Linked DNA regions of Homo sapiens: region 1 is linked to region 2. The links are chromatin loops, found by intact Hi-C in ENCODE. Cell type or tissue: spleen. All regions are shown on one strand. Links, peaks and the distances in the headings refer to the core of each region. The heading gives the core; the rest is flanking DNA.

Region 1 (11,437 bases), core at 1,135-9,134, 140 kb before region 2:
GACTGACGAAGCGCATGTGCAAAAACCACAGGGCCAGCTCGCAGGAGAGCTGAGATTGAGCTACTAGATTAGAGGGTGCTTGATGTGTTTGGATATTTGTCCTTTCCAAATCTCATGTTGAAATTTGATCCCAGTGTTGGAGGTGGGGCCTGGTGGGAGGTGTTTGTGTCATAGGGGTGGATCCTTCATGAATGGCGTGGTGCCCTCCCTGCAGCAATGAGTTCATGTAAGAGCTGGTGGTTTAAAAGAGCCTGGCGCAAGGTTGCGTGGAAAAGGGAATTCCTGTACACTGTTGGTGGGAGGGTGACCTAACTCAGCCATTGTGGAAAGCAGTGTGACAATTCCTCAAAGAACTTAAACAGAATTACCATTTGACCCAGAAATCCCATTACTGGGTAATTCCCAAAGGAAAATAAATCACTCTACCATAAAGACAAATGCACACATATGTTCACTGCAGCACTATTCACAACAGCAAAGACATGGAATCAACCCAGGTGCCCATCAACAGTAGACTGAATAAAGAAAATGTGGTACATATGCACCATAGAATATTATGCAGCCATAAAAAATGAGATCATGTCTTTTGCAGGAACATGGATGGAGCTGGAGGCCTTTATCCAATGTGAATTAATGCAGAAATAGAAAACCAAGTCCCGCATGTTCTTCTTTATAAATGGGAGCTAAATGATAAGAACCAATGGGCACAAAGAGGGGAACAACAGACACCGAGGCCTGCTTGAGGGTGGAAGGTGGGAGGAGAGAGAGGATCAGGAAAAATGTCTACAGAGTACTATGCCCATTATCTGAAATAATCTGTACATCGAACCTCCATGACACACAGTTTACCTATATAACTAACTTGCACATGTGCCCTTGATCCTAAAATAAAAGTTAAAAATAATCACACAAAAAATACAATAAATAATAAAATAAAAGAGCCAGGCACCTCTCTTGCTCCCTGTTTCGCTCTGTGAGATGCCGGCTTTACTTCCCTTCTGCCATGAGTAAAAGCTTCCTGAGGCCTCCCCAGAAGCAGATGAGGGCACCACGCTTACTGTACACCCTGCAGAACCATGGCCAATTATACATTTTTTTGATAAATTGCCCAGTCTCAGATATTTCTTTATGGCAACACAAAACAGACTCATGTGGCATCCCACGAGGTTTTGCAGAAAAGAGAAGGAAAGAGAGGAGGGCTGGAAATTGACAGGTTGTCCCAGGCAAAGGGGTGGGCAAAGAGATACATTCATAGGGGAAGGTGAGCGAATGAGCTGATTAGTGGGGTTGGAGAAAGGGGTGCTTCAGGCAGTGATAGGCAGACAGGATGCTGTCATCTTAGAATATGCGTGCACACACACGCAAACACACACACTTACCCCTCCGGTAGCATGCAAGCTGGCGTCACCCTGGCTTAACAGTAGATCCCAGGAGCACAGAAGCTGCCTTCACCCCAAGGAGCACAGCTTCTCACCTCCGTGCTCTTTCATTGCAATTCCCTGCCTTCCAGCAAGTGTCCGATGCCTGCTTAACATTATGCGAGGCAGGCTGTCAGTGAGAGAGGCTCAAGCCTGCTGCAGGGACTGCCTCTCAGGAAAGAGAAAACAAAGCCAGAGCCTTAAAAATAGAGCTGTCCACTGATGGAATTCTCTCCTGCTGCCATGACCAAATATTTGGTCACAAGGGAAGCGGCTGATCAGACACACTCCCAGCAAGGTCACGAGGTGCTCAGAGAACACACACTGAGGCAGGCTGCTGGCACGGCTCCCCTCGCCCCTGGACCCTCGAGGTCCCCAAAAGAGAGGGAGGGAGGGCCGCTCCAGTGCCAATCTGTAACCACAAAGCATGCCTTTGCTCTTATGATGCTGGAGACCAGCCTAGCCCTGAAGTCAGCTGCTTGCACAGACAACATTCATTCATTCAGACACAAATGAGATCAGTTCTTATCCAAATCACAGGTCAATAGGATTTGGGAAGCTGCAGAGTCCTAGAGATTACATTATTTTAAAGACTGCAGAGTTCAATACAGCGAGATTCAAAACAGAGGGAGGATTTTGTTGTCATACAGATGTCCACCCCTCCCCACACCGCACCGTGACGCCTGCCTGCTCCAGTTCTCCTGGTGTGTGGCTTCCCACTGTTCACTTCCCAGGCAGCTTGTCTGGATCTCTTGCAAGAGCAGGGCCTGGAGCCTGGTGACCTTAGCTGCCGCAGGGCCCAGCACACAGTCGGGGCTCCATGAAACCCCAGGAGGAAGGGATGGAGAGGGAAGGAGGCCATGTGTCCCAAAGGGGAACCCTGGGGGAGTGGTCCTTTCCTATCTGCCACTGGTGCCTGGAAAAGAGAGAGTAGAAAATCCCAGCCCCAGCTGGCACATTGCTCTGAGCCCAGGGCCTGTCCCTCCAGGAAGACAGTGCGGCCACCATTGGCCCACGGGCACTGCCTCAGCTGAGGCCCCTTCTAGCTCTCTGTCTTCTTCTTTGGAAGCCCCCGCGGACCCTGCCTCACACTGTTCTGGGCGCGTCTGTTCCCTGTGGGTATTTGCCTTCTGAGGTTGCAGCCACAGGGGCAGGGCAGCAGAACAGCAGGATCCCACCCACATGTATTGAACTGAGCTGATTTGTCACTTTGTAAAAAGCTTGTTTCAGGTAGGCATGGTGTTGGGCCTGTGGTCCCAGCTACTTGGGAGGCTGAGGCAGGAGGATCACTTGAGTCCAAGAAATGGAGGCTGTGGTGAGTCATGATTGCACCACTGCACTCCAGTCTGGGCCACAGAGTGGGACTCTTGTCTTTAAAAGAAAAAAAGATGTAAAAGCCTAGTGCATTGATAGGTTAGGTAGCCCCCAAATTCGTTTCTTGAGACAGAGTCTCGCTCTGTCACCCAGGCTGGAGTGCAGTGGCGTGATCTTGGTTCATTGCCACCTCCACCTGCTGGGTTCAACCGATTCTTCTGCCTCAGCCTCCTGAGTAGCTGGGATTACAGGTGCTTACTACCATGTCCAGCTAATTTTTGTATTTTTAGTAGAGATGAGGTTTTACCATGTTGGCCAGGCTGGTCTCGAACTCCTGACCTCAGGTGACCCGGCCACCTTGGCCTTCCAAAGTGCTGGGATTACAGGCATAAGCCACTAAGCCCAGCCCCAAATTCTGTTTTAAACACAAGCTAGAGTCAATGTCCACACTGGAAGTCATTTTCAAGGGGGAGATCAGAAAGCAGCCGGGGAAGTGGCTACTTTGAAGCAAAGTGACTGACATTTTAGAGCAATTAATAACTGTGTTTCCCCAGAGACAAGCCGCGGGTGCGGGGAGCGGAAGTCGCTCCTCTCATTGTTCCTCCTGTGCTTGGGCAGTGGGCTGGAACCCTCTGGGCAGCTTCTCAACTCAGCATGTCTTGCTGATCTATTAAGTTGAACATTAATCATTAGTAGAGCTCATCTTCTTTCCCTGAATTTAATTTCATTAGTTATACTTTCTTTCCCTATTAGAACAGTCTCTGACGCATTTGCTTAGAAGGCAAATGGGCACCGGCCCTGTCCCCCACCTCTCCTGGATGGAGACTTTCCTGTAATGGCACCGACAATTGTCAACATGTCCAGGTCAGGCTGGTTGATCTGGATACAATCAGAACTCAAATCTTTTCTTATGAACTCTCAGGAACTCTCTCTAAGAAAATCAGGGCCACTGTGGTTTTGTTACTGGAAAGGGGTTTCAATCCAGACCCCAAGAGAGGGCTCTTGGATCTTGCACAAGAAAAAAATGGGGGCAAGTCCACAGAGTAAAGCAAAAGCCAGTTTATTAAGAAAGTATAGGAATAAAGCAAGGGCTACTTCGTAGACACAGCAGGGCGCTCCCAAAGGCAAGAGGAGGAACGCATCCATCTTAGCTGAAATGCTTGATTATATATAGAATAACAAAGCAAAAGCTGTGGGGGATGTGCTCCACTACCAGGGCTGTGTCAAAGGAGTGCTAATCTTTGTGTAACTACCATCTTCACAAGAATCTGCATCTTTAAAGCGAAACTTATTCTTAAACTAAGAATGCTTTTGTTCTTAAGATATCGGGACATTAGGACATTTCCTGGGTCGGTTAAGTCTTGGGTCTGTTTGGTCAACATGAATTCAACTATTCCTTTAACCATAAACCTCATGTGGCTAAGAATGCCTGACCTCCCGGGAACAGGCCAGCGGATCTCAGTTTCCATTTTTATCCAGCCCCTATTCAAGATGGAGTCACTCTGGTTCAAACATCTCTGACAGTTTTAAACCAAAAAATAGGATACCCAATCTCTGGGTTCCGTTGTCTTTAAAAATATATGCAAAAAACACATCAGGAAACTGCAGGCAATGGGGTCCCAGGATTGCCACTTTAGACCTGGACAGGCGCTAGGGCAGGACAGGGGCCTGTGCCACTGGAGATTAGAAGTGGGAGTTTGACAGGAGGGAGCCCCAGGAGAAAGTCATTTCTTCATCCATCTGCTTGTCCATCCATGATTTAATGCTATTCTTCCAGGCTGTACATCATGTGTGGTGAGGGTTCAAGGATGTCCAAGGCAAGTGTTCTGGCCTCCTTGTCTTCCTTGCTCCCTCCCTTGAAGAAATATTTGAGTGTCTTATCTACGCCCTAGCACTGTGCCCAGTGCTAAGTATCCAGTGATAAGGTTAAAACAACAAACTTACAACCAGTATGGAGAACAGTTTGGAGGTTCCTCAAAAAGCTAAAAATAGAGCTACCATGTGATCCAGCAATCCCACTGCTGGGCATAGACCCCAAAGAAAGAAAATCAGGCTATTGATGAGATCTCTGCACTCCTATTTTTATTGCAGCACTGTTCACAATAGCCCAGACTTGGAAACAACCTGTCCACCAACAGATGAATGGATAAAAAACATGTGGTCCATGTACACAATGGAGTGCTTACTACTCAGCCATTAAAAAGAATGAGATTCTGTCATTTGCAACCACATGGATGGAACTGGAGGTCATTATGTTGAGTGAAATAAGCCAGGCACAGAAAGATAAACTTTGCCTGCTCTCACTTATTTGTTGGGGCTAAAAATGTAAAACAATTGAATTCACAGAGATAGAGAGCAGAAGGATGGTTACAGGGGCTGGGAAGGGTTGGGGGAGGGGAGAGTGTGCATGGTTAATGGGTATAAAAACATAGAAGGAATAAAATCTAGTATTTGATAGCACAACAGGGTGACTACAGTTAACAATCATTTATTGTACATTTCAAAATAACTAAGAGTATTTTGCTTATAACACAATGAAAGGTAAATGCTTGAGGTGATGGACACCCCACTTACCCTGATGGGATTATTATACACCGCATGCTTGTATATATGTGTGTGTATGTATGTATATGTATATATATATGTATATATATATGTATGTATGTATATGTATATGTGTGTATGTGTGTGTGTATATATATATATATATATATATATATATATATATATATGTATTTTTTTAAAACAGCCAAGTTCTTGTTTCCAGAAGGCAGCCCAGCTAAGGTGGAAACCAATAGAAGCACAGTGCACCTAGATCCACACTCTGCTGAGAGCTTCAGTGAAAGAGAACTGAGTGCCTGAGAAAGGCAACTAGGATTGGGATAATAATCAAATCCAGTTTGAGAAAAGAGAAGGGCGCTCCACACAGGTGGGAGAGAGGGAGTGCGTGGATGGAGCCGACCGTCTTACAGTCTTGGAGGAATTAAGGTATCACAGAGGTAGGGTCCAGCCACTTCAGTCCTTCCTAGAAATTTAATATATTTAATATGACTATAGCTCAAAAGCCCACCAGGGGGCGATGCAGGACAACTTATTGCTTAGCGCTAGCAGGGCTACATCCATGATTTGTGTAATTCACAATGAGTGCCTTAAAACTCTGGGTGGGGTGAAAAACTCCTGAAAATTGGAGGCCCAGGGCAGTCCGATGATAATCCTAAATAACAGCTTGAAAGGGACTGAGCTAGGAGTCCAGCGACAGAGATTCTAGTTCCATTCAGCTCTTGCATTTATTTTTCCTATGGCATATTTCTTAATCCCCCCTAGACCTGGGTCCTCAAGGGTCAGAGGAGAGGAGTGGGCCAGCACATCCCTGAGCTTTTCCTGGTGCAGGCTCCTGCCTGTGCTGCTGGGAGTGCAGTGATGTCTGTGGAGCTGTAGAGGGAAGAGGCGCTCCCGCGCTGAGTCTACAGGTGCTGTTTGCTCCAGTGAGTTTGAGAGGTTTTCTAAGGAGACAGACACATGGCTTTGGAAATTAACACTTTAGTTTTTTATTTTTATTTTTATTGTTAAATAGAGATTGGGTCTCACCATGTTGCCTAGGTTGGTCTCAAACTCTTGATTTCAAGTGATCCTCCCTCCTTGGCCTATCAAAATGCTAGAATTATAGACTTGAGCCACCACACCTGACCAGAAATCAACAATTCAACCTGTGGTTTTAGAAAAGGTCTGAAGCACATCACTGGCATCCTTTCCTCCGACCCTCTCCCCGTTGTGCCAGCCTCACCCTGTCTTCTCCCTCATCCCATATTCCTCACCAGGTGACAGGGGAGCGGGAGGCACGGCTTAGAAGCCCAGAGCCTGGAGTTCAGATCCAAGATTTCCAGAGACTCGGGGAGGGCTTCTAAGTCCCCTGACCAGCAGCAGGAAAAAGGGCCCAGTCTGTGGCCATGGTTCCTTCCTCAGGCAGGAACATCCAGGTCATGTTCTCCACCCTTCAGAGAGCTGCCAGAAGCCCATCCCAGGTGGGCCTCCTACCCCTAACTAACTGCAGTCCTGCAGCTGCCCAAAAGCTTGAGCCAACATTTGCTGTGTGGAAGAGGAATCCTAATTCAAAAAGAAGTTAAGGGCAGAGAAGGCCGTTTTCTGTGGAGAGCTCCCCCCTCTCCAAAACATCCCCCAGTAGGTTGGCCACCAGTCACCTCACCATCTGATGGACAAATGAGTTTTGGAAGACAGGCTGGTTAATCTCATTTACAATAGCAAATTAATTCCTGCTGGGGCCATACAGAGCCAGTTTCAGAGGGACGTTTTTACAAGTGTCTGCTCCACTCTATGGGGCATGGTTAGCAGACAGCTGCATGGCACAGCCATCTGAACTCAACAACTTTCAGCCCAGAGGGTTGTGGAGGGGCCTTACTTGGCCTTTGGGTGCAGACATTTCTGCTCATCCCCTGAGATCTCACAGATACTGTGCAGGTTGAGGTGGTCAGGGGAATTTGTCAGCCAGGCAAATTGCACAGTGGAGAGAAGCCTGGAGCATGGGCAGTGCCGCATGAATGCATGCTGAAGAGGTGAAGAAAAGGCTGAAGGAAAAGATCTCAGCCCTTCTCTTTTGGTAGACATTCATTCCATCATTCAGCACTTCCTGGGGGTCTACCATAGACCGAGGACTTTGCAGGAACCAGGCATTTGTAAGACCAGGTCCCTTAACAGGGTCACGAAACCCAACTCGTTCTTTTTCAAGGGGAAAAAACCACAATCACAGTGACTTGGGAAAACAACACAAGAACAAAATCCCCTAAAATTTACAAAAAGAGGTCTTGGTTAATTCACACAGCTACACACTCACAGGGTCTAAAAGGTGGTCACTGACAGATTCAGGCATTCAGAGCCGGGAGTTGGTCTCCATTGCCTCCTTCTGCTTTACTCAAAGTTGGCTTTGTGCTTGGGCAGGATTTCTCCCATCCCAACCAAAAATGGGCCAATATTTCAAGCCCAGATCTAGAGACCTACCCGCCTTGGACCCACGTATGTCCCGTGCTCACTTGTGAATCAATCACTGTGGCCTTGAAGTAGAATAAGATTGGTCAGCCCAGACAATATGCTGTAGGATCAATCCCACCACACCACACGGATTAGGACTGGGTGGCACAAAATTTCCCAAAATAAAACCAGGATGCCATGAGCAGGAGAAGGGTGAATGGGTCCCAGACTAGCCACAGGGATTACTCTACTCATGCAAACAAGGAATGTGGATAGGGAGGAAGCTCTGGGAGAGGGGCTAGTACAAGCGGGGGGAGTAAGACAAGACAAGAGCTCACAGGCAAATAGACCAAAGGATGCTTGAGTAAAACTCTGAAAGATGAATACAGGTCCATCATGGACAAAGAGAGCCATCGCAGACAGAGCTGAGGGTGTGCGCAGTGACCTAAATACACACACATACATAAGTGCACACACAAATACACACGCATGCACACACATACACACACACAGACACTAACCCACGTGTGCAAATACATGCACACACACACGTACATACACACACACATGCACCCTTACACACAGACCCAAAGAGTGTCAGCCCTGTAACTGCAGATTCTTGGCTAGATGTGTTACACATCTTGTTTCAATTTAATCACTGCAATAACCCTGTGAGAAAGCTAACATTTCATAAGGTTTGGGGTGAGGCTTGTGTTCTTTTCTTTTCTTTTTTTTTTTTTTTTGAGACAAGGTCTCACTTTGTCACCCAGGCTAGAGTGCAGTGGCATGATCTCGGCTCACTGCAACCTCTGCCTCCCAGGCTCAAGTGATTCTCCCGAGGAGTTGGGACTGCAGGTGCCCACCACCACACCCGGCTTATTTTTAAATTTTTGTGTAGAGATGGGAATTTTCCATGTTGCCCAGGCTGGTCTCAAACTTCTGGCCTCAAATGGCCCACCTGCCTCGACCTTCCAAAGTGCTGGGATTACAGGAATAAGCCACCACACCTGGCCATATGTTTGCTTATTTATTTATTTATTTTTATTTTATTTTATTTTATTTTTTGAGACGGAGTCTTGCTCTGTCAGCCAGGCTGGAGTGCAGTGGTGCAATCTTGGCTCACTGCAAGCTCTGCCTCCCGGGTTCACGCCAGTCTCCTGCCTCAGCCTCCCAAGTAGCTGGGACTACAGGTGCTCACCACCATGCCTGCCTAATTTTTTTTGTATTTTTAGTAGAGATGGAGTTTCACCATGTTAGTGAGGATGGTCTCGATCTCCTGACCTTGTGATCTGCCCACCTCAGCCTCCCAAAGTGCTGGGATTACAGGTGTGAGCCACCGCGCCCAGCCTATATTTGCATTTTTAACAAGTTCCGTGGTGATGCTGAGCCTGCTGTTTCAAAGCCCACTCTCAGAGACCATTGTCCTACTGTACAGTAAGGCACGCTAGCAGGAAGTCAAGAGGGCATCCAGTCAGTGAATCTGCAGAACCTTTATATGTAGGGGATTTTATTTGGAGCTTGAAATCAAATGTAAAAGAAGTGTCAAATATAGGGGCCCAACTACACTGAGAGAACACAGTGCCCTGTCCTTGATCTCAGGAACAACCCATATATCTGAGAAGACCCAGAAAGCTGGAACATACCTGGGGCTGTGTTTTTAGCTGTTTGATATGGGCATGGGTGGTGCCAATCACTCAGTGTGAAATCGTAAGGAAGTTGGCTTTGTACCAGGGATCCCAAATTGTGATTCCTGAGAAACAACCCAAACCCACCTCCAGCCTGCTGTCTTCCTCCTCTGGAGTGGGACAGGCATGCACCATGGCCAAAGAACCCCGGGTATATCTGCCTTTAGGATAACTCTGTGGAGGCTGCTCAGAACGACTTAATTCCTGTTCTTCACAAACCCCGAGGAGGCACACGGGGAGAATGGCCCATGCTAATGGCAGCATTTTCTCTTTTCAAGTTCAGTCAATTTATCCTTTTGCACCCACCTCCATTCCTCATCTCTCCTTCCTCCACTCCAAATCTGGGTCAGCTGGGAACCACATCACAAATATGGTCCATCTATACTTCTGGGGGTTCAGGGAGCAGTCACTAGCCTCCTGCCACCTGGAGGCAGTAAGACGCCCAAGGTCGGGGGAGCCTGACGTGCTAACGCCTGACTACGGAAAGCAAACACCGTGTCCAAAGGCAGAATTGCTGCTGTATCAGTCAGGATACTGATGCAGGAATCAGAAACCACTCCAGCTATTTCAAGAAAAGGGGGCGAATACTGGAAATGAGGCGCTTCCAAAACCCCTGGAAGGCCTGCAGGGGCAGGCTCTGTAGGACTGGGACCCAGGACCTCACCGCAGAACTGGCCCATCCGGAAAACTGCATGCTGCTTTTGCTATAATCACACAGGAGGTGAATCGTCATGTCTTATCCTAAGCACTAGCTCCAGGTTCCACCAGCTTGGCAGTGATACGGGGATCAAGCAGCGCCTCTGCACCTGCTGCAAACACACCAGCGAAACGGCTGCCTCCCCTCTTTCATGCAACTTGGCCGCAAGTCAAGTCTCATAGGACACCTGGTTGGTGGAACCTCAATCAGATACAGAGCCCTAGCTGGGAGGGGCCTTGGAGTTGGAGTTTTGCTTCCCCCACCCCTGCAGTAAAGGAACACCCACTAGAAAGGACTAGAACAGATGTCGGGTGAACCAATCTACTGTATCCCTCCTGGGGCCTGGGGCCTCAGAACGCTTAGTGTCCAAAGTAAATTCACCACAAACTGGTCAAGAACAAAGCAGATTTACTGCTTCATAAAACTAGAAAACCAAACACATATGTGACTTTCAGGTGTGGTTTGATCCAGGGACTCAGAAAAAAAAGTCACTGGAGCTTCATGTCTATCTCTTGACCCGGCTTCCCAGCCTAGGTCTCGGGCTTCAGCTTTTGGATAAAGGATTTAAAAAGGCACCATCTCCCCATCCCCCCAGCATCCAGTCCACTGGGAAAAAGTCATTGCTCTCAGTAGCACCTGTGCTCATCCTGGGGACATTCTCATGGGACCGGCTTGGGTTACAAGATGTGCCATGAAGTAATCACCATCTCCAGGGGTATCTGAAGGGCTGATTGCTCCAGGCGCCTTGAACCAGAGGGCCCCAGAGCCTACCTGGAGCGTGTGGACTAAGCTTGGAGTTGGTGTTGGTTTTCTGGGAGACCATATGTTTGACCTTGAAGATAGAAAAACACAACACACTCACCTCTTCTGGGATCTCCTGCCATCCCCTCCATCTCTTCCACCCCCTCCTGCCTTCTATACTATGAGTGAGTTGGGCCACTAGACACGGCAAATGCTCCCGACAGACCTGGTTCACCTAGATCTGTGAGTCCTCCCCAGCGGCCCTCCTCATTGCCATTACCGTTTCTTAGAAAACCCTTAGATTCTGGATGGTTTCTTCCTTCTCCCAGCCGTGGAGACTATTTTAGCACAGCCTCGTTTGCATTTCCAACCTGCCTCCCTGTCACTCCCAGCCCTTGCTTCTCTCCTTTCTAATGTATTTCTTTGGTTTTGCTTTAATTTTAATTACACCTTCCAGGGCAGCATCACCAGAAGGTCTCATCGGCGGGTGGATTCAGATCGATAAGAAAGTTAAATGATGACACAGGAGACTGACCTCCATAGAGTTCCAGGAGACATAATCCCACTCCCACAGGGATGACAACTTGAGCTCTGTTTGC
Region 2 (11,437 bases), core at 2,196-10,195:
TCTGTTTCTTAGGCCAGTTACCAAAGTCGAAGGAAGACCCTCTGCAGTGATGGCTTCCACTTATGAGAAGCCTATTCAGATCACCTGGAATTCAAACCTGATGGAAAGAATACTCAAATTACTCCCAGTCATGAGTTAAGTTTTCCTGTTCATGAAACAATTTAGATATATTAAGAAAAAACAAGAGTGCAGAATCAAGTTATACTGGAGGAAACCACTGCCTTTGAGACCTTTAAGATAAAATATTTTTGCATCAGGCCTCAACAGCATTTAGAGTTATAGGGGGAAAAAAGTTACAAACACTGATGAAAAAGTTACAAAGAGAAAGTTATCCTCTCAGGCCTTCTCAAGAGGATAGAAAGCTGAAAGCAGCAAGACACAACAAAAGTTGAACTTCTCTGAGTTAAAAATCAAAACTTCTTATAATATTAAGAGCGTATTGATACCTTAAGGTCTAACACAGGGGACCAAAACTTGGAAAGAGTGCTATAAGTCATTTCAAAATTCTTCTTTTATTCAATAATAACACACTTTTTGGCTTCTTTTTTTCTTCAACTTTTATTTTAGGTTCAGGGGATACGTGTGCAGGTTTGTTACGTGGGTAAATTGCATGTCACTGAGGTTTGGGGTATGAATAATACCATCACCTAGTTAGTGAGCATAGCACCTGATAGGTAGTTTTTAAAACTTTGCCCCCCATCTAACCCTCTCTCCTCTTGTAGCAACCAGCGTCTGTTGTTCCCATCTTTATGTCCATGTGTACTCAATGTTCAGATCCCACTTATATGTGAAAACATGTGGTATTTGGTTTTCTCTTTCTACACTGTTTCACTAAGGATAATGGCCTCCAGTGGCAAAGGATATAATTTCATTATTTTCTATGGTGTGTAGTATTGCATGGTATATATTTACCATATTTTCTTTATCCAGTCCACTATTAATGGGCACCTTGGTTGATTCCCTGTCTCTGCTATGGTGAATGCTGGTGTGGGCATGCATTCTGGTAGAACAGTGTATGTTGCTCTGGGCATATACCCAACAAGGACATTGCTGGGTTGACTGGATAAAATTATCTAGTTTTTTTAAGAACAGAGACATAAAAGAAGTGAGGCCATCCCTGAAGAACACTAACATTTATGAGTCTGGTAGGCTCTGAGCTTTTCTTACTTTTTCTTTTTAAAAATACTTTTTTTTAGAGCAAATTTAAGTGGAGAGTACAGATAGTTCCCTTGTATTAATACATCCTCCGCAGCCTCCCTCATTATCAACATTGTCTGCCGGAGTGGTACGTTTGTTACAACTGAGTCTACATTGCCACATCATTATCACCTAAAGTTTATAATTTATATTAGGGTTCGGTCTTGATGTTGTACATTCTATAGGTTTTGACAAAGGTATACTGTAATTATATGTATCCAGTATTATAGCATCATACAAAAAATTTCACTACTCTAAAAATCCTCTCTACTCTGCCTATTCATCCCACTCTCTGCCCGTAACTCTCAGCAACCACTGATCTTTTTACTGTCTCCATAGTTTTGCCTTTTCCAGAATGACATGTAGTTGGAATTATACAGTATGCACACTCCATGATTCTACATATATGAAACCTAGTAAAGACAAATTTATAATGATAGCAGATCAATGTTTACCAGGGGCTGGAAACAGGGGTTTTAGGAGAAGGCGGTTGACTGGGAAGTGACACAAGGGACTCTTTTGGGATGATGAAAATATTTTATATCTTTGTTGTGGTGATGATTGTACAATTGTATATGTTTGTTGAAACTTTTAAAGTGTACACTTAAAGTGACTGCATTTTATTTATGTAAATTATAAGAATAAAGTTGATGTTAAAAAATAATAGAGATTTCCGCTCACTTTGCATTGTTTCCTCCAGTTGTAACATTTGAAAACTATAGTATAATATAGTATACATTAATATATACTATACTATAGTATATATATAATATACTATAATACAGTATAGCAGATACTATGTTGTGGCATAGTGTTATGCTGCCAAGGATACAGAGAAACTGGATCACTCCAACATTGCTGCTGGAAGTGTAAAATGGTACAACTACACTGAAAAGTAGTTTGTCACTTTCTTAACAAATAAAACCTGTAACTACCATGTGACCCACAACTGTTCTCCTGGGCATTTATCCCTGAGAAATGAAAATTATGCTCATTATACACTATAATATAGTATAATATAGTATCTATTATACCAGGATATTGACATTGATATAATCTACTGACCTTAATCCAATTTCCCTAATTTTGCTGTGCTCATTGTGTGTGTGGATTAAGTATTATATTATTTTAGAATCTGTATAAGTTCATGTCTTCAACACCACAGTTCAGATACTGGTCAGTTCCAGTATCACGAGGATCCCTTATGTTGTAATTTCATAAACACACCCTCCTTCTTTTTCTTCTTATCTACTCCCACCTCTTCCTCCCACTCTGGCTACCACTAATTACTCTTCTATTTCTAAAATTTTGTCATTTCAAAAATGTTATATAAATGGAATTATACAGTATGTAACCTTTTAGAAATGGCTTTTTTGCTCAGCAAAATTCACTGGAGAGTCGCCCAGTTTCTTATGTATAGCAATAGTTTGCTCTTCTTAATTGCTGAATATGGTGTGATGGTCAGTTTTAAGTGTCAATATGATTAAGCCATAGTACCCAGTTATTTAATTAAACACTAATATAGGTGTTGCTGTGAAGGTATTTTGTAGACATGGTTAACATCTATAATGAGTTGATTTTAAGTAAAAGATATTACTCTCAATAATGTCATGGGCCTCATATAAATAGTTGAAGGCCTTAATAGAAAAGACTAGTTTTCCAAAGAAAAAGAAATTTTGCCTCAAGACTTCAGCATCCACTCCTACCTGAGTTTTCAGTCTGCCTGTTTGGTCTACAAAGTTTAAAAATGCCAGCTCCTACAATTGTGTGAGCCAATTTCTAAAAATTTCCCCCTTCTCTCTCTCTCTCTCCCCCCACCCCCTCTATATATAATCTTTTTTTAAAATTTTATTATTATTATACTTTAAGTTTTAGGGTACATGTGCACAATGTGCAGGTTAGTTACATATGTATACATGTGCCATGCTGTTGTGCTGCACCCATTAACTCGTCATTTAGCATTAGGTATATCTCCTAAAGCTATCCCTCCCACCTCCCCCCACCCCACAACAGTCCCCAGAGTGTGATGTTCCCCTTCCTGTGTCCATGTGTTCTCATTGTTCAATTCCCACCTATGAGTGAGAATATGTGGTGTTCAGTTTTTGTTCTTGCGATAGTTTACTGAGAGTGATGATTTCCAATTTCATCTATGTCCCTACGAAGGACATGAACTCATCATGTTTTATGGCTGCATAGTATTCCATGGTGTATATGTGCCACATTTTCTTAATCCAGTCTATCATTGTTGGACATTTGGGTTGGTTCCAAGTCTTTGCTATTGTGAATAGTGCCGCAATAAACATACGTGTGCATGTGTCTTTATAGCAGCATGATTTATAGTCCTTTGGGTATATACCCAGTAAAGGGATGGCTGGGTCAAATGGTGTTTCTAGTTCTAGATCCCTGAGGAATCGCCACACTGACTTCCACAATGGTTGAACTAGTTTACAGTCCCACCAACATAATCTTATATTAATTCTCTTTCTCTGGAGAAGTCTAATTTATACACATGGCTTGAAGGCATCACAATTTGTCTGACAGTTCACCTATTGAAGGACGTCTGGGTTGTTTCCAGTTTAGGGCTATTATGACTAATGTTGCTATAAACATTAGTGTACAGGTGATTGTATAAACACAATTTTCATTTCTCAGGGATAAATGCCCAGGAATACAGTTATGTGTCTTATGGTACTTACATGTTTCATTTTTTTTAGAAAGCACCAAACTATTTTCCAGAGTGTTTGTACCATTTTACATTTCACCAGCAATGTTTGAGTAATCCAGTTTCTCTGTATCGCAGCATTATGCTACTTCTGCTAATTTTTATTCTAATCATTCTGATATGTGTGTAGTAATACCTCATTATGGTTTTAGTTATTTATTTGTTTGAGATAGAATCTCGCTGTGTCATCAAGGCTGGAGTGCAGTGGTGCGATCTCCGCTCACTGCAACCTCCGCCTCCCGGGTTCAAGTGATTCTCCTGCCTGAGCCTCCTGAGTAGCTGGGATTACAGGCGTGCACCACAATGCGCGGCTAATTTTTTCGTATTTTTATTAGAGATGGGGTTTCCCCCTTGTTGGCCAGGCTGGTCTTGTACTCCTGACCTCAGGTGATTCAGCAGCCTCAGCCTCCCAAAGTGCTGGGATTACAGGCGTGAGCCATCAGGTTTCATTTGTCATTTCCCTTATGTTAATGAAGTTGAACATTTTTCATGTACTTATTTGGCATCCTTATATCCTCTTCAGTGAAATGTCTATTTATGTTTTTTGCCTATTTGTCTTTCATTGTTTGTTGTTTTCAGAGTTCTGTGAGTGCTTTATATACTTTAGATAGTTGTCTTTGAGGGGTCACCGCTCTGGCTTGTCTGAACTCCATGTCTCCCATCCCTGTGTGAGTTGTGGTCATCGTTTAACTCTTGGCTCAGCCCATGCAGTTTCACCCTAGTAACATGTGGCTCAGTATTCAGAATCAGACTAGAGTGGCAACCTTCTAAACATTTCTCAAGCTCTTTTTGAAATCAGCTCTTTCTCTTGGTTCTTCTTTTTAAAAATTCCAGCCACTACTGTCTCTCCAAACTGATCTCTCTTTCCCTAACTCGGTGAGATGCTGTGCTCTGTTGAAACTCCCCCTTCCAGTTCTGCAGTCCAGAGGCGCCTGCAGGCAGAAAGCCAGGGGGATTACAGTACTCACAACTTTTGTTTGTCTTCTCTTAGGGATCACAGCCCTGCCGTGATCATTGTTTAAAAACTGTTGTTTCATATATTTTGTCTGGTTTTCTAGTTCCTTATAGTGGGAAGGTAAATTTAACTTCAGTTCCTCATCATAGCTAGAAGCAGACACACTGACCTGTGTTCTCTCCATAGGCCTGATAAAAACATAAACACTGGGTCGTGCAGGGCAGGACTTGGACTGAGAGGGCAGATCACTGGGCATTGGCACTTCTCTTCTTAACTTTCTTCAGAATTTTTCAGTTGTATCCTAGACTAGTTTCCTAGGATACATACATTCAGACATATGGAATTGAACACTTGACCTGCTTGTACAGGCTTGCAAAGACTAGAATATGAACATTAGTTTTACATGATGTGTACATACAAATTTTATATATAGTACTTTACAAAGTGTGCAAGATTTATTTTATTTTGAAAGTTTAAGCTGCCCTCTAGTGGAAAATACATGCCAAGATTTGGGCCTGGCTTTTCTTTGGTTTCGTTTTCATTATGGGAAGCCCTAGATACTCAAATCAGTAGCAGTGAGCTAGTATCTCTTCTCTCCCTGAAGCCGATGGGAGTTGTGGGCTACCTTTCTTTCTTATGGAAGGTGCTCAGGCCCACCCTGGGCCCATGTGGAGCTCTATACAGCTGCAGATAGAGAGACAAGCCTTACCCCAATGGGACCCCTCCTACAATCAGGGGCCCTCTTTCCCTTTCTCTGCTGTTCAGAATATGTGCTGTCTGTCTGGTCCATATTTGCTCTCTGAAATTGATTCACATGAATGTCCAATAATGACTTACAGTAGTACTTGTCTCCTAGGGAATCAAAGCCCTTAGCCACGCTGTTAGTTACCACCCGAAAGGCTGTTCCTGTTCTTAGGGAAGCTGTTGAGATATTTGCAGGCGGAAGAGGGTCACCAATACAATCAGCCTTCACTGACCCTGACTCGGGTAATGATGTCAATGTTGAATCTGCTTCCTGGAAGCATCTGGGCAGAAGCAGCCAGCATGGCCCCAGCCCTGGCTGCTAGACTCTAAACCCAAGTTATTCGGCTAATGACATTGTATTGTTATATATAAAAAGAACCATAGGCAAACCACTATCTGAAAGGTCCACTAGGGGTTAGAGACCATGTTGGTGATGAAAAGAGAATGCAAAGGAAGGAAGGAAGGAAGGGAAAACAAGCAGTAAATTAGAGAATCCGGTAATGATGAAGATGGCAGATGAGAGGCTTTCCGCATGCCACAGCCACAGGGAAATAGAAAAATAGTGCTTAAAGATCAACTCTGTGAATTTTCACTCAAGAAGGAAGACAGGAATTCACCAGACTAGTGAAGGACACACCAGACTCTGGGGAGGGAAAGACGCACAAGCAGCTTCCATGACAGCATTTGGCTGACCAGTGAGTAAAGCCCTTGTCTGCAAGGGTGGCAGCCTGTCTCCCTCTGTGTCTCATCCTTCTGCTAGGGGTCTGTGCAACCCAGGCCAAGACAGAGCACCCCTTTTTTCTCAAGCCCCGGAGCTAGCTTGGGGGAGGCTGAGAGATGGAGGGAGGGAAGACACTGGGAAAAGCTGCTGGCATTTTCCCAGACTTGGGACCGAGAGGATGATACTATTTTTAATCTGGGCTCATACCAAGGCAGTCATTGTGTGGCAACCTGGCAATAATGTCTTCTGCAGACATTTTAGTCTCAGGCCAGAGAGTAGACCATTTGCCCTGGAGCAGGGGAAGGGCCCCCACAGCCAGAATTGAGTGGTGAGTGTGGATACCACTCCAGGAGCAGGCAGTTAAATTAGACTCTCTTGTTACAGGGGGCTGCCGCAGGAGAAGTGCTGAAGAAGAGGTTTCTCCTTAGCAGGAGGACTTGCAGCCAAGGACAGCTTTATGATCTGGAACCAGTCAGTGTGTATCCTTGCTGGGTGCCCCAGTTTGCTCCCTTGATCAGCTGGCAAAGTGTGACCCACCAACTTTGAGGAGTGGAAGGGAGGCACCCTCCCCCTTACCTGCCCCGCACACCTGCGCTGGAGACCTAACCCTTGGTGAGGACAGCCTTTAAGGGAAGTAAGAACACAGCCTGTCAAAGCTTCCCTTGGGTCAAAGGAAATGGAAGCGCAGTGCCAACCACTGGAGGGGGTAACACCAAAGCCTACAAACAAACTTGGAGAGGAGGTCGTCTAATTGCCCCTGTTTCTCCTCAGTGCCTTGCTGTGGATGCAGCCATAGATCTTCCTGTTGGGTCCCGGGAAGCGTGGGCTGAAAGAGGCACTTCTCGAGCTTCTCAAGGGCCTCTACTTCTGCTGAAGAACAGCAGTGCTGGGGGAGGGTGCTCTCGTATGTCTCTATTGCCTCCACCCCTGCTGAGGGTGAGCACAGGCAAAGTGAGACCCTCCTGCTGGCTCTTGCCCTGAAGTGCCATCGACTTGACTGCAGTCTGAATTATAGCACCAAATGAAAACACATTGCTACACCAAGCAGTTTCCTAGAAAGCCACCATATGAATCTGTCTGCAACCAAGGAACCCAGGCCCTCTGATAGCTCTCAGACATAAAGCCAATTGATCATACACAACATAAACCACAGTCAAATTCTCAAAGGAAAAAACAATAAGAAATCAAAATGCCCCATCCAAATGGTAGCACATTTGAAAAATAAAGTGTCAACTTTCTCAGATGAGAAGAAATCAGCACAATAACTCCAGTAATACAAAAAGCCAGAGTGTTTTGTCACCTCCAAAGTATCTTACTAGCTCCCAAGAAGTGGATTCTAACCAAAAAGAAATGTCTGAAATGACAGAAATATAATTCAGAGTGTGAGTGGCAAAGAAACTCAACAAGATCTAAGAGAAAGTTGAAATCCAACACAAAGGAAACAGAAAAGTGATTCAGGATTTGAAAGACAACATAATTATGTTATGAAATAAACAGAACTTTTGGAATTGAAAATTTTAAAAATTCACTACAGGAACTTCAAAATACACTGAAAACCTTAGCAACAGGATAGACCAAGCAGATGAAAGAATCTCAGAGTTCAAAGATTGGTTCTTTGAATCAACCCCAACAAAAATAAAGACAAAAAATGTTTAATGAACAAAGCTTTTGAGAAACATGAGATTATGTAAAGCAATAAAAATCTAAGACATATTGGCACTCTTGAGAGAGAAGAAGAGAAAGTAAGCAGCTTGGAGAATATATTTGAGAATATAATTCAGGGAAGTTTCCCCAACTTTTCTGTAGAGGTCAACCTGCAGATATAAGAAATCCAGAGAACTCCTGCAAGATAACTATAAAAGACACCTATCCCCAAGGCGCGTAGTCAGACTATCCAAGGTCAGTGTGAAAGAAAAAAATCTTAAAGTCAGCTAAAGAAAAGGGTCATGTTAACTATGAGGGGAAACCCAGCAGATGAACAGCAGACTTCTCAGCAAAAACCTTGCAAGCCAGAATAGATTGAGGCCCATATTTAGCATCCTTAAAGAAAAGAAATGCCAGCCAAGAATTTTATATGCTGACAAACTAAGCTTCATAAAGCAGAAGTAAAGTCTTTCCCAGAAAAACAATAGCTGAGGGAATCTATCACCACCAGACCAGGCCTACAAGAGATGCTTAATGAAGTTCTAAACATGGAAATAAACTCACTACCAAACAAACAAGAACAACAAACAAACAAAAACAACTACTCACCAAAAAAAGCCCTGGACTACAGCTGAATTCTACCAGACACATAAAAAACAGCTAGTACCAATCCCACTGAAACTATTCAAACAAAATTGAAGAGGAGGGATTCTTTCCTAAAACATTCCATGAAACCAGTATCATCCTGATATCAAAATCTGGCAAAGACACAACCGAAAAATAAAATTACAGGCCAATATCCCTGATGAACATACATTCAAAAGTCCCCAACAGAATACTAGCAAACTAAATTTAGCAGCACATCAGAAACTTAGTTCACACATGATCAGATGGGCTTTACTTCTGGAATGCAAAGTTAGTTTAATGTATGCAAATTAATAAATGTGATTCAACTTATAAACAGAATTAAAAACAAAAACTATAGAATTATCTAATAGATGCAGAAAAAGCATTCGATAAAATCCAGCATTTGTTCATGATAAAAACCCTCAAATAACTAGTCATAAAAGGAACGTGCATCAAAATAATAAGAGCCATCTATGATAAAGCAACAGCCAACATCATATTGAATGGCCAAAAGCTGGGCCATTTCCCCTAGGAACTGGAACACAACAAGGATATTCAGTTTCACCACTTTTATTCAACACAGTACTGGATGTCCTAGCCAGAGCAATAAGGAAAGAGCAAGAAGTAAAAGGCATTAAAATAGGAAAAGAAGTAGTCATGTTTTCTCTCTTTACTGATTATATAATCCTGCACCTAAAAAAGCCCAAAGACTCCACCAAAAGCCCAAAGACTCTAGACCCAATAAATGACTTCAGTAAAGTTTCAGGACACAAAATCAACATACAAACATCAGTAACATATCTCTACACTAATAATGTTCAAGCCGATTACCAAGTAAAGACTGAAATCTTATTTACAATAGCCACACACAAAAAAATACCTAGTAATATATCTAACCAAGAAGGTGAAAGAGCTCTGCAAGGAGAATTACAAAACATTGCTGAAAGAAAGCATAAATGACACAAACAAATGGAAAACATTCCATACTCATGGATTGGAAAAGTGGATATCATTAAAATAGCCATACTTCCCAAAGCAGCCTACATGGTTGCAAAAAAAAAAAAAGAGAGAGAACATTTATCCACTGTTGGTAGGAATGTTTGGCCACTTTGGGAAACAGTTTAGAGATTTCTCAAAGGACTAAATATAAAACAATCATTCAACCCAGCAGTCCTATTATTGGGTATATACCTAAAGGAAAAGAAATCATTCTACCTAAAAGACAACTGCACTCGTATGTTCATTGCAGCACTGTTCACAATAGGAAAGACATGGAATCAACCTAGGTGCCTATCAGTAGTGGACTGGATAAAGAAAATGTACTGCATATATACCATGGAATATTACACAGCAATAAAAAAGAATGAAATCATCCCCTTTGCAGCAGTATAAATGCAGCTGGAGGCCATTATCCTAAGCAAACTAATGCAGAAATAGAAATGCATATATTGCATGTTCTCACTTATAAGTGGGAGCAAAACATTGGGTTTACATGGACATAAAGATGAGAACAATAGACACTGGTTACTCCAGAAAGTGGAAGAAAAGGAGGAGGGCAAGGGTTGAAAAACTACCTATTGGGTACTGATATGGTTTGGCTCTGTGTCCCCATCCAAATCTCATGTGGAATTGTAATCTCCATGTGTCAAGAGAGGGAACTGGTGGGAGGTGGTTGGATCATAGGGGCAGATTTCCCTTTTCCTGTTCTCATGATAGTGTGTCCTCACAAGATCTGGTTGTTTAAAAGTATGTGCTGCTGCTGCCTCCTCCTCCTCCTCCTTCTCCACCTCCTCCTCCTCCTCCTCCTTCTTTCTCCTTCTCCTTCTTTCTCTCTCCCTCTCCTGCCACCATGTAAGATGTGACTTGCTTCCCCTTCGCCTTCCTCCATGATTGTAAGTTTCCTGAGGCCTCCCCAGTCATGCAGAACTGTGAGTCAATTAAACCTCTTTTCCTTATAAATTACATAGTCTCAAGTGGTTATTTATAGCAGTGCGAAAACTGAAAAATACAGGTACTGTGTTCACTATTTGGGTGTCAGGATCAATAGAAACCCAAACCTTAGCATCATGCAATATGTCCTTGCAAGAATCCCACATCTGTGCCCTTGAATCTAAAATTTAAAAGAAAAAGGACAGACACACACACAGATACAAACAGTATTAATTTAGTTTTTCCCTTTACTAAATCCGTCCTAGTGGTAGGTGCCAGCAACGCAATAAGGAACATGACACGTTTCTTGCCTTCAAAGAGTGCACAGCCTCTGTGACAATGCACCATGCAGACTAGGTCTTAGATGTCTCAAACTGGTGGTCTGCAGATAGGTTTTATTTGGTGGGCATACTGTTTGAATTTTTAAAAACTAGATGTTAACATTTTAATATGGAAATTGTCTCACTACATTTAGCTTTATGGCTTCTCTTGGAAGGCCCACGTGGCAACATTGGCTCATCTCCTGCCCACTGGAGAAAGAGCAGCACTCACTTCTCTGCTTTGTGTCTTTGGTCTAGACTTTCGATATTTAAGTTTGAGACCCCTAGACCAGGAGCAGCAAGAGGAGAGCAGTCAATTCTGAAGGGCTGGGGCAGGTGGAGGCTTGAGTGTGACTTCCTAGATGCTGCCCCAGCAGCCCTAGGGGAGATGGTGGCGGCCCACACAGGCCGTGGTTGGGGAGTGGGACATGGTGAGAGACATCTAAACTGGAGGATGGGCTGTGCTTAGGTGTGGCTTTGCAGCATTGTGGAGGTGGAGGTGAACCACAGGTAAGAACCCCAGGTCAAGTTTTCCAGCAGGAATATGAAAATTAAACAGCCTCAGGAAAGACATGAGT

Evidence for each region. A loop is a pair of places that touch in the nucleus more often than their neighbours do. Peaks named below come from ENCODE experiments on the same cell type or tissue, not always from the same donor. Only the 100,000 strongest peaks of a DNase experiment are listed, where the experiment ranks them.
Region 1: a loop joins it to region 2, with 5 times the contacts of the local background. A loop is called at or near these places in 77 of 110 quality-filtered maps.

What each region holds. Positions count from the first base shown.
Region 1 is chr19:28,873,734-28,885,170 of GRCh38, reverse strand. No RefSeq gene overlaps it. Among named protein-coding and RNA genes, the nearest start is that of LINC00906, 86 kb to the left of the region's middle. RefSeq lists enhancers at 1,354-2,103, 2,854-3,603, 3,604-4,355. In spleen, for the core only: CTCF peaks have their summits at 5,621 and 5,821 (motif pointing right); a DNase peak (open chromatin) is centred at 5,800; H3K27me3 peaks cover 2,931 bases.
Region 2 is chr19:28,731,139-28,742,575 of GRCh38, reverse strand. No RefSeq gene overlaps it. Among named protein-coding and RNA genes, the nearest start is that of ERVE-5, 130 kb to the right of the region's middle. In spleen, for the core only: a CTCF peak has its summit at 5,376 (motif pointing left); no DNase peak of the experiment used is centred there; H3K4me3 peaks cover 417 bases; H3K27ac peaks cover 473 bases.